Regions from separate parts of the Homo sapiens genome. Here region 2 is linked to region 1. A link is a loop called in an ENCODE intact Hi-C map of the cell type or tissue named here. Cell type or tissue: CD14-positive monocyte. All regions are shown on one strand. Links, peaks and the distances in the headings refer to the core of each region. The heading gives the core; the rest is flanking DNA. Region 1 overlaps PREX1 (phosphatidylinositol-3,4,5-trisphosphate dependent Rac exchange factor 1). Region 2 overlaps CSE1L (chromosome segregation 1 like).

Region 1 (5,378 bases), core at 228-5,227:
CAGTGGGCTGGGTACAGTGGCTCATGCCTGTAATTTCAGCACTTTGGGAGGCTGAGTTGGAGGGATTCCTTGAGCCCAGGACTTTGAGACCAGCCTGGGCAACGTAGTGAAACCCTATCTCTATAAAAAAAAAATCCTAAAATTAGCCAGGCGTGATGGCATACACCTGTTGTCCCAGCTCCTCAGTGTGCTGAGGCAGGATGACTTGAGCCCAGAAGATCGAGGCTGCAGTAAGCCATGATTGCACCACTGCACTCCAGCCTGGGTGAAAGAACGAGACCCTGTCTCAAAACAAAACAAAATGCTCCAGGGAAATAAAAAGTGATGGGGATCATGGGGGAAACAAGGTGGACCCTGAGTGGCTGTTGTTGAAGCTGCCTGTTGGATACCTGGGTTCATGATATTCTCTCTACTTTTGTGTATGATGGAAATATTCCATGATAAGGGAAAAAAAGAATGTAGACTCTAGAGCCAGGAGGCCTGGGTTCAAATCCTGGCCCTGCTACTTATCCACTGTGCAAACTTAGGCAAGTCACTTAACCACTCTGAGCCTTGGTTTCCTCGTTTGTCAAATGGGGCTAATCATGCTACTGACTGTGGAGATGTGGTGGGATTGCATCTAGCTGGGCGTATTCATCACTGCTCACTTAGAAGGCACGAGACACTGTTCTTTTTTTTTTTTTTTTTTTTTTGAGATGTTGTCTCACTGTGTCACCAGGCTGCAATGCAGTGGTGTGATCTCTGCTCACTGCAACCTCCGCCTCCTGGGTTCAACCAATTCTCCTGCCTCAGCCTCCCAAGTAGCTGGGACTATAGGCACACGCCACCACTCCCAGCTAATTTTTGTATTTTTAGTAGAGATGGGGTTTCACCATGTTGGCCAGGATGGTCTTGATCTCTTGATCTCGTGACCCACCCGCCTTGGCCTCCCAAAGTGCTGGGATTACAGATATGAGCCACCACGCCTAGCAGAGACACTGTTCTGAGCACTTTATCCAACTGTCACCAGGCTAGAGTGTGATGGTGTGATCATAGGTTGCCACAGCCTCGAACTCCTGGGCTCAAGTGATCCTCCTGCCTCAGCCTCCCAAGTGACTAGGACTACAGGCACATGCCGCCATGCCTGGCTAATTTTTGTATTTGTTACAGAGATGCGGTCTCACAGCTGGTCTTGAAGTCTTGAGCTAAAGAGATCCTCCTGCCTCAGCCTCCCAAAGTGTTGGGATTACAGGCGTGAGCCACTGGGCCTAGCCTGTTTACACATTTTAACTCCCTTAATTGTCACAGAAGCCTAAGATATAGATACTGATATGATCCCATTTTACATATGAGGAAACAGAGTCTCCGAGAGTTTAAATAATTAGCTTGAGGAATGGCAATACTGGGATTTGAATCTGGGGTTTAGCTAGCTTCAAAACCTGTGCTCTTAACCGTCACACCCTACAGTGGGGATTGATGAGCTATGGCCTAGGGGCCCAGTCCAGACTTCAGCCTATTGTTTTCTTTTTCTTTTCTTTTCTTTTTTTTTTTTTTTTTGAGATGGGTTCTCTCGCTCTGTGCAGTGGTGCGATCTTGGCTCACTTCAACCTCCGCCTCCCAGGTTCAAGCGATTCTCATACGAGCCTCCCGAGTAGCTGGGATTACAGGCACCCGCCACCACACCCAGTTAATTTTTGTTTGTTAGTAGAGACAGGGTTTCGCCATGTTGGCCATGTTGGCCAGGCTGGTCTCAAACTCCTGACCTCAGGTGATCAGCCCACCTCAGCCTCCCAAAGTACTGGGATTACAGGTGTGAACCACTGCGCCCAGCTGATTGTTTTCATTTTTAAACAAGGTGTCATTGGAACACAGCCACGCCCATTTGCTTCCACACTGTCCAGGTCTTTCCCACTGCAACAGCAGGTTGAATGGTTGTCACTGAGACCCTACAGCCTATTGAGGTGGAAGGATTTGCTCTCAGGGTCTTCACAGGAAAGGCTTCCTGCCTCACCTTCTGGTAGAGCCTTGTGTAGCTTGGCCGTGAAAGAACTTGCGAGTCTCCCACCCCCAACAGGAGGGCCAGTGCTCACACCTGCAGCTGCTGGTGGGATTTTCAGGGAAGGGACACAAAGGGCCAGGCCTGTATCTTTGACTTCAAGGTCTTTGCTTCCGTAGGCTGCTGTCCACCATCACAGAGCCCACCTCGGGTGGGTCCTGCGACGCATCCTTGGCTGAGGAGGCCTCCTCCCTGCCCCTGGTCAGTGAAGAGAGCGAGATGGACAGGAGTGACCATGGGGGCATCAAGAAGGTGTGCTTCAAGGTGGCCGAGGAGGACCAGGAGGACTCAGGCCACGACACCATGAGTTATCGCGACTCCTACAGGTGGGTGTCACCGTCAGGGGGCTGAGGTTAGATGAGGATGGCCCTGGACAGGTGAGGCCACGGACCCGTGGCAACATCAGAATCAGTGGACACTTCTCAGGGTGCAGTGGGCTCAGGGTGCTGTTGCTGATAGCGTGGTTCTGGGGGATTATCTGAGACCCCTGAGCCTGGAAGACCCACTTAGGCTCCCCAGTTGCAAAGCTGACATTTTAGGGTTGTCCCCACGTGGACCCATCTGTTCTGCCTCAGTGTCACCCCACACATGCTGACACGATGTTGTCAGGCACAAGGGCAAGATTCTGTGGTGTGTTTGCAAACTCAGTGTAAGACATACGGTTTCTGAAACAAGCACTATTTATGTTTATTTGGTCCAAGGAGGAAGAGTGCAGTTTTTTCCCCTCCTAACCTGAGAAGATCTAAATTTTCTACTGGTTAATTATAACAAGATCAGTGAGGTCCTAACTAGTTGGTTAAATAGACTAAAACTCAGTTTCCTGTAATAAGCCATATAATGGGTAAGTTTAATTCCTTACTGCAGATAAACCAGCACTGTGGTCCCAGTGAAAGGTGACATCACATTTGCCCATGGTGGTTACAGTGGAATCTTAGAGGGTGCTTCAACTGTTTGTGGGCAAAAATCAGAACTGATACAGTTTGAGAAGGCAGACCTTCCCCCCAGTCCTCGCAGCGTGAATGTTCTTCCAGTCGTCAAGGGATCTGCCTGATCCCCCGTTGGCTGCTCGCCTGGCGTCTGTATCTGGCTGCTGCGGCACTTTGTGCCCCCAGAGCCTCATGTCCATAGTCTCAGATTTTGCCCTCTCTCTGGGATTTCATTCTTACATTTTTGGGTCCTCCAGTTTTTCCTTTAATTTTCAAAAAGGTGAAGGAAAAAATGTCAGGATCCTGGGTTTTGATCTCCCACACCTTCCGAGTTCCTGGGCCGTAGGGAATCCAATCCAGTCCCTGTCCTCATGAGGTTTCCAGCCAGGCTGGGGGCTGAGGAGACGGAAGACAGAGCCCTGTGGAATGGGCAGGTGTCTCAGGGCAAGGCTGTCCCCTGGGGACACTGGACAGAGTGACACCTGCGTGAAAATGATTCACCGTCTTCCTCCTATTTCTGTGTTTCTGTGCTAGAGCCTAGAAACGTTTCCCAGCCCTCAGGCGTGGAAAACCCACCAGGCCGGCCTTCCCTGCCTTTGGGACCCAGGACCGGTGCTCGGTGCCCTCTCTGGGCTGCACGCCCACCTGAGGGCCCAGGGGTTTTGTCTACACTGTAGAAAGTGGGTTTTGGGTGCCAGGACCAGATGGCCTGAGCTCAGGGTGACTCAGCCCCTTCTCTGGGCCCCTTTGCAGCGAGTGTAACAGCAATCGAGACTCGGTCCTGTCCTACACCAGCGTGAGAAGTAACAGCTCCTACTTGGGCAGCGACGAGATGGGGTCTGGTGAGTGGAGTGGCAGCGGCCTGTGCTCAGGGAGAGAGGCTCCTCCCCATGAGATTTAGTTTTAGTTTATTTTATTATACTTTCCTCTGCATTATATTGTTTTGTGTTTTATTGCATGGTCCTGTACTTGATTTCCTTCCATTCAGTCATTCAACAAGTATTTCTTGAGCCCATATTATGTGCTGGGCACTGGGAATGCGGCAGCGAAAGAAACAAACATCTCCGCCCTCTTAGAGCTGATGTTCTCCGTGAATGTCATGGAGATGGAGCAAATGGAAGCATGCACGGTTCAATTCTGTGTACTTCATGTTCGATGAATGTTGTGATGCGTGTGCTGACAACTAAACAGGGTGACCTCATGGTTTATGTAAAAATGATACATGTGTAAACCGAAAATCCAAATGACACAGAGCAGTTCAAAGAAGTACCCATGGCTGAGCGTGGTGGCTCACGCCTGTAATCCCAGCACTTTGGGAGGCCAAGGCAGGCGGATCACTTTAGGTCAGGAGTTTGAGACCAGCCTGGCCAACATGGTGAAACCCCGTCTCTACTAAAAATACAAAAAATTAGCTGGGTGTGGTGGTGCACGCACCTGTAATCCCAGCTATTTGGGAGGCTGAGGCAGGAGAATCACTTGAACTTGGGAGGGGGAGGTTGCAGTGGACTCAGATCATGCCACTGCACTCCAGCCTGGGTGACAGAGTGAGACTCCATCTCAAGAAACAAGCAAACAAACAAACAACAAAAAGAAGTCCATAAAAATGAATGAGAGTCTTATCATCTCCCCCAGAAATGACCCTCGCCAGCATTTGGAGCTCATTGGTGGGGCCTGTGAATGCATGGATGGGCAGGTGGGTGGATGGATGGATAGACAGACATAGACAATATTTTATAAATTAGATCATACTCTACTTACAGCTTTTTTTTTTAAATTTTTTTTTGAGACAGAGTCTCACTCTGTTGTCAGGCTGGAGTGCAGTGGCACGATCTCAGCTCACTGCAACCTCCACCTCCCGGGTTCAAGCGATTTTCCTGCCTCAGGCTCCTGAGTAGCTGGGATTACAGGCGCCCGCCACCACATTCAGATAATTTTTGTATTTTTAGTAGACATAGGGTTTCACCATGTTGGCCAGGATGGTCTTGATCTCTTGACCTTGTGATCCGCCTGCCCCGGCCTCCCAAATTGCTGGGATTAAAGGCGTTACTGAAAGCCTGAAATTGTTTTTTATTTTAGTCTTGTTTACTTCAGACTTTAAAGCAGTTCATTTTGCAAATGGGTTGTGTATCCACATGGTACATAATTCAGAAGGCCCCGGAGGGTGCATGGTGACAAGTCTCCCCCCCACCCTTGGTTCTCAGGCTGTCACTGCTGTTCCCACTGTCACTGCAGTCTTGTGTGTCTTTTCAGAGATAGTCTGTGCATAAAAATTTAATTTTAATTATACTTCAATTAACAGAAGAAAAAGAAGCTCAAGTAAAATGGAAGAAATTGTTGAACTTTAGATACAGATTTCATCACATAAGATAGTCAACTGCACAAACTGTCCCCAGGTGGCTCTAGGAAGGAGTTGGGTG
Region 2 (5,378 bases), core at 281-5,280, 440 kb before region 1:
ATAGCTTCTGTGTAAGCTGAGTGATGAGAGTAGGGATGTAGGGGATTATGGCTTCTTGTAGGAGAGAAAAACTTCTCATGATAGCTGTAAAATACAAAAACAGCAAAAACAAATAGAGTTTAGTTAAACTTCAGAATAAGAGAGCGACTGGGGGGAAAAAAGCGCACTAATTCATCAACTAAATTTTAAGATGCTTAGACAACCCCGAGATAGCTCTCTACATTTAAAAATAATCTAAATTTCCCTTCCTTTTAAAATTAGGACGGGTTGGCAACAAAATTTAGCTGGGAAATACTGAGTATTTCTAGAAGGCTCAAGGTTTAAAAAATAATTAAAGAGGTTGACTAAGAGGAAGAAACAGTGAGCTGACATGAATGGAGCAGGTGAGTCTGAGAGAGAACTGTTTGGGGTCTCTTTCTCTTAGAAATCAGTAGCAGAGGCCATGCTTGGTGGCTCACACCTGTAACCCCAGCACTTTGGGAGGCCGAGGCTGGCGGATCACTTGAGGCTAGAGTCTGAGACCAACCTGGCTAACATGGCAAAACCCATCTCCATTAAAAATAGCAAAATTAGCCAGGTATGTGGTGCACGTCTGTAGTCCCAGCTACTCGGGAGGCTGAGGCTTGAGAATCGCTTGAACCTGGGAAGTGGAGGTTGCAGTGAGCCAAGATCATGCCACTGCACTCCAGCCTGGGAGACAGAGCGAGACTCCCTCTCTCTCTCAAAAAAAAAAAAAAAAAAGAAAAAGAAAAAGAAACCAGCATCAGAAAATGTTTAGCCCTAGCCTAAAGGAAACATGATCACAAACTACAGGAAACTGAAGAGAAAACTGCCTATCCACCTCCCTCAAAAAAAGAGATTAGGAGCCTAAAAAAATTCTAAAAATACATGTAAAGCCACAGAGTCCAAATTGCAAAAATATTGCTCAAAAGACCATAAATGGGTTAAAAATAGGAAGCATGGGAGAAAAATAAATTTGTCAGCTAAAAATGTATAAAAGCTCTCTTTCCACAAATAACATTTCTAAAATAAATGTTTACTAAGCAGAGCCCCAAATACATGCCAAGCATAAAGGACAGAAAGCTATCTGCTCTTGCCTCCTGAACTCTGCACATCATGTTTCCTCCTCTACTGGAGTCAAAGACTCATCCACCCTTCAACAGATTGCTACCTATCCCTCACACCTAACGTTCGGTTAGGTCATATCTCAGCTTAGAGATCACTTCCTAGAGAAAATCCTTCCCTGACCTGGGTTAAAAGGGCTAGAGGATAAATTGGTGCTCCTCCACTAGGCTGGCGCAGAATTATTTCATTCACTCATACAACCGTACAGAGAAGGTATTACATACTGTGTATTCTTACATACCCTAAAAACACAGTAATGAAGATTACAGACTAGTTAGCCGCTCTCATAGAAATGGACATTAAGGCTGGGCGCAGTGGCTCACACCTGTAATCCCAGCACTTTGGGAGGCTGAGGCGGGTGGATCACCTGAGGTCGGGAGTTCAAGACCAGCCTGACCAACATGCAGAAACCCTGTCTCTACTAAAAATACAAAATTAGCTGGGCATGGTAGCACACGCCTGTAATCCTAGCTACTCGGGAGGCTGAGGCAGGCGAATCGCTTGAACCCAGGAGAGTGAGGCTGCAGTGAGCTGAGATTGTGCCATTGCACTCCAGCCTGGGCAACAAGAGTGAAACTCCATCTCAAAAAAAAAAAAAAAAAAAAAAAGGACATTAAACAACAATAATTACACAATTATACATCATTGTTGGGGGAAGGATAGTGTTGGAAACATACACCCAGATACACACATCCACTCTAGGATTTCTGATCCAGACTGAAAAGATCAGGGAGTTTCTCTGAAAAGTGCTTCCTACAACCCAATGTGCTAGGCTTTTGGGATGCAACAGTGAAAAACACTGAGACTATCTCTAAATTCAGAGCTGGCACCAGGACACTCAACTAATGTAGTGCCTGGTGGATGGATACACCAGCCTGTGGATGGATACAGCTGCCTGTGTCCTTGGCAGTACGTAAGAAGACACGATTTGTGCAGAGTCTACCACAGGCACCCACATTTCACCCCTACCTAGGTGAGCATGCAGTTAATAAACGTTGCATGATCTCTTCTTTGCCTTAAAGAAACTCAATCTAGGGAAGGAAAAAAGGGCTTTGCTACATTTTCTGTAATGAGAAGTTCCATATCAAATTAAGATTACTGTTGGCCAGGTGCAGTGGCCTCTAATCCCAGCACTTTGGGAGGCTGAGGCGGGCAGATATTTGAGGTCAGGAGTTTGAGACCAGCCTGGCCAATATGGCAAAACCCTGTCTCTACTAAAAATACAAAAATTAACCGGGCATGGTGGAGTGCACCTGTAATCCCAGTTACTCGGGAGGCTGAGGCAGGAGAATCGCTTGAACCCAGGAGGGAGAGGTGGCAGTGAGCTGAGATCAAGCCACTGCACTTCAGCCTGGGCAACAGAGCAAGGCTCCATCTCAAAAAAAAAAAAAAAAAAAAAAAAAAATTATTGTTAGTAGTAAACAAGATAATGTTTTTCATTTTGAAATATCTAAACTAACTTACTACTTGGTAAACATTATCTGGTTCATAGACTGTATAACCTGAAGTATAACTCAGAGTGCTCACCCTTACAATCTGAGATTGGATACCTGTAGTCTGCACACCAGGGAAACAGCCTACCTTTCATAATATATTCATTTTCTGAAGAGCCAGGAAGTGTGAGAGCTTTGAAAAGGTTTGTTAGCAGAATCTCAACAAACGGTGCGATTTCTGCAGCTGTAAAGCTATAGATGAAAAAACAGCTTTCAGTCACTACCAACTCTTGAGCTTGTCACTGCAGATTACCCTTGGCAACCACTATGTCACCCTTCTCAGCATAAAACTGAGCCATCTCCCACCACTGACAATTGATAGACAGTTTAGGAAAATAATTTTTTTACATGTGCTCATGTTAGGCTCCTAAGAAGGCACATCGAGAACCAAACACAACTGAACCAAAAAGCCAGCTAAACCCAACAACATCTGAAGTTGAAACAGTTGTCCCTGGTTTATATCTATTACCACTGAGAAAGAACTCAGAATCTCAGGGGACTCTGTCATTTATTTTGTTTTTGGAGGTGGAGCCAAGATTCAGAACTGTTTTCTGCATAAATTCTGGGCCTGAAGATAGGTACTGGCTTGACTCACCTCAAAGGATGTCCTTTCTACCCTTAATTGGCCACTGAGAGTATCTGTACTTCAAGTTCTTGATGAAGGAAAGAACCTAGAACTGTTTTCCATCTCTTACCCAAAGCTCATTTCAAGAAATAATACTGTTGAATAGTGGCCTGAAAGACATGCAGACCATCCATTCCTCTACATTTCATCCTGGTTCAGGCCAGAAGACCTATTTTCTTGGTCCCCAGTGAATTACTTTCATTCGGTTAGGTCATATCTCAGAAATAAGTGACCTTACGCAAATAGCCACATGAAAATAACTGTTACATGATTGTTGCTGAGAACACTACTACTACTATTGTACAGTATTCTCTGCTTTAACTTTTATCTCATAGACCCTGTGAAAATTTTAACTTCCCAAGTTTCCCTCTTTGCCCTGGCTGCTAAGAGACTCCAAATAAAATTTGGAGTTTCTTGGACTACTATATAGGATCCTTTGACACACATTTCTGTTTATTAACTTTATCTCAGTTACTTTCCTTGGCTCCAGTTTATTAAATTGTATTGTCATAATGCACCTATTTTAGTAAGCAGCCTCAAATGCTTTTAGAATGAAACAGAGTATAAAGGAATAGAAAGCAGACATTTGTTTTCCCACTAGTGAAATTATGAAAACATTCAGATATCTTTGACCAGCACAGTACAGCCCCTACCCCAGGCTAAAAAACTTTAGAATAAAATACTCACAGAGTGGCATTGTTAGGCCCTCGCATAGTAAAGAGCCGTTCAAGAGCATGAGCTGCGTAAGTATGAACAACAATACTTTCAGCTTGAAGATGATTAATCAAGAGAGGAATCGAGACTAAAAGATGTTCTTTTGGCACCTAAAAAACACAATAATATACATGCTCTAAATGCAATGATTCCATATTTGAGTAAAAGACAATTGGAAGAGAAGGACCTGTTGATTTAAAGAACAATTTGCTATTTTTAAGCTCTGTTATAATAGGAGATGCTGCTGCCCAGAAACCAAAACTTTCACTTGCACATAATGGTTCAATTTCCACTTTCTAAATTCTCCTTTTCAGAGCACAAAACTATGAGGATAACATCTTGCAGATAAATCAACATACCATAAAATAATAATATCACAGAGAAGGAGACTAAGATTTCACCAAACTTAAGAATCATCACTAGCAGATATTTCTTGAAAAAGTTATTTAACCTTTTTGTGTCTCATTTTTTGTTCTCTTCCCACCCCCAAAAAGCAACAAATACGAGAACAATCTTCATTAAAAACCTCTAAATTTGAAACATTCATTAGTCTAAACTAGAAAAGCCTCCTGGGTGTGGTGGTTCATTCCTGTCTATAATCCCAATACTTCAGGAAGCCAAGGTAGAACAATTGCTTAAGCCCAGGAGCTCAAGACCAGCCTGGGCAACATAGTGAGACCTCATCTCTATTAAGAAAAAATTAAATAAAAAATTAGCTGGGCATGGTAGTGAATTCCTGTAGTCCCAGCAACTTGAGAGGCTGAGGTAGCTGGATCGCTTTAGGCACTAAATGAATAACTCAAAAATGATGTTAGGCCGGGCGCAGTGGCGGCTCACGCCTGTAATCCCAGCACTTTGGGAGGCCGAGGTGGGTAGATCACGAGGTCATGAGATCAAGACCATCCTGGCTAACATGGTGAAACCTCTACTAAAAATACAAAAAATTAGCCAGACGTGGTGGCATGCGCCTGTAGTCCCAGCTACTCGGGAGGCTGAGGCAGAAGAATGGCTTCAACCCAGGAGGCGGAGGTTGCAGTGAGCTGAGACTGCACCACTGCACTCCAGCGTGGGCAACAGAGCAAGACTCCATCTCAGAAAAAAAAAAGAAAAAAGAAAAAAAAAAAGATGTTAAGGACAAACAGTCATGATGTAGGTGGGTACGGTGGAGCATGCCCGTAATCCCATCAACTAGGGAGGCTAAGGCAGGAGGATCGCTTGAGTCCAGAATTTCCTGGCTGAAGTAAGCTATGATCGCACCACTGCACTCCAGCCTGGGCAACAGAGCAAGACCTCATTCTCAAAATAAAACAGAAAAGGCCAGGCACGGTGGCTCATGCCTGTAATCCCAGCACTTTGGGAGGCCAAGGCGGGCGGATCACAACGTCAGGAGATCGAGACCATCCTGGCTAACACAGTGAAAC

The links. Hi-C counts contacts between places; a loop is a spot of excess contacts. Peaks named below come from ENCODE experiments on the same cell type or tissue, not always from the same donor. Only the 100,000 strongest peaks of a DNase experiment are listed, where the experiment ranks them.
Region 2: a loop joins it to region 1, with 3.0 times the contacts of the local background. A loop is called at or near these places in 1 of 110 quality-filtered maps.

What each region holds. Positions count from the first base shown.
Region 1 is chr20:48,642,834-48,648,211 of GRCh38, reverse strand. PREX1 (phosphatidylinositol-3,4,5-trisphosphate dependent Rac exchange factor 1) reads left to right here. Exons shown (of 40, transcript NM_020820.4): 26 at 2,155-2,361; 27 at 3,715-3,803. Among named protein-coding and RNA genes, the nearest start is that of PREX1, 180 kb to the left of the region's middle. In CD14-positive monocyte, for the core only: no CTCF peak of the experiment used is centred there; no DNase peak of the experiment used is centred there; H3K27ac peaks cover 430 bases.
Region 2 is chr20:49,082,715-49,088,092 of GRCh38, reverse strand. It overlaps CSE1L (chromosome segregation 1 like), which reads right to left. Exons shown (of 25, transcript NM_001316.4): 15 at 3,931-4,067; 16 at 2,707-2,810; 17 at 1-84. Among named protein-coding and RNA genes, the nearest start is that of CSE1L, 39 kb to the right of the region's middle. In CD14-positive monocyte, for the core only: no CTCF peak of the experiment used is centred there; no DNase peak of the experiment used is centred there.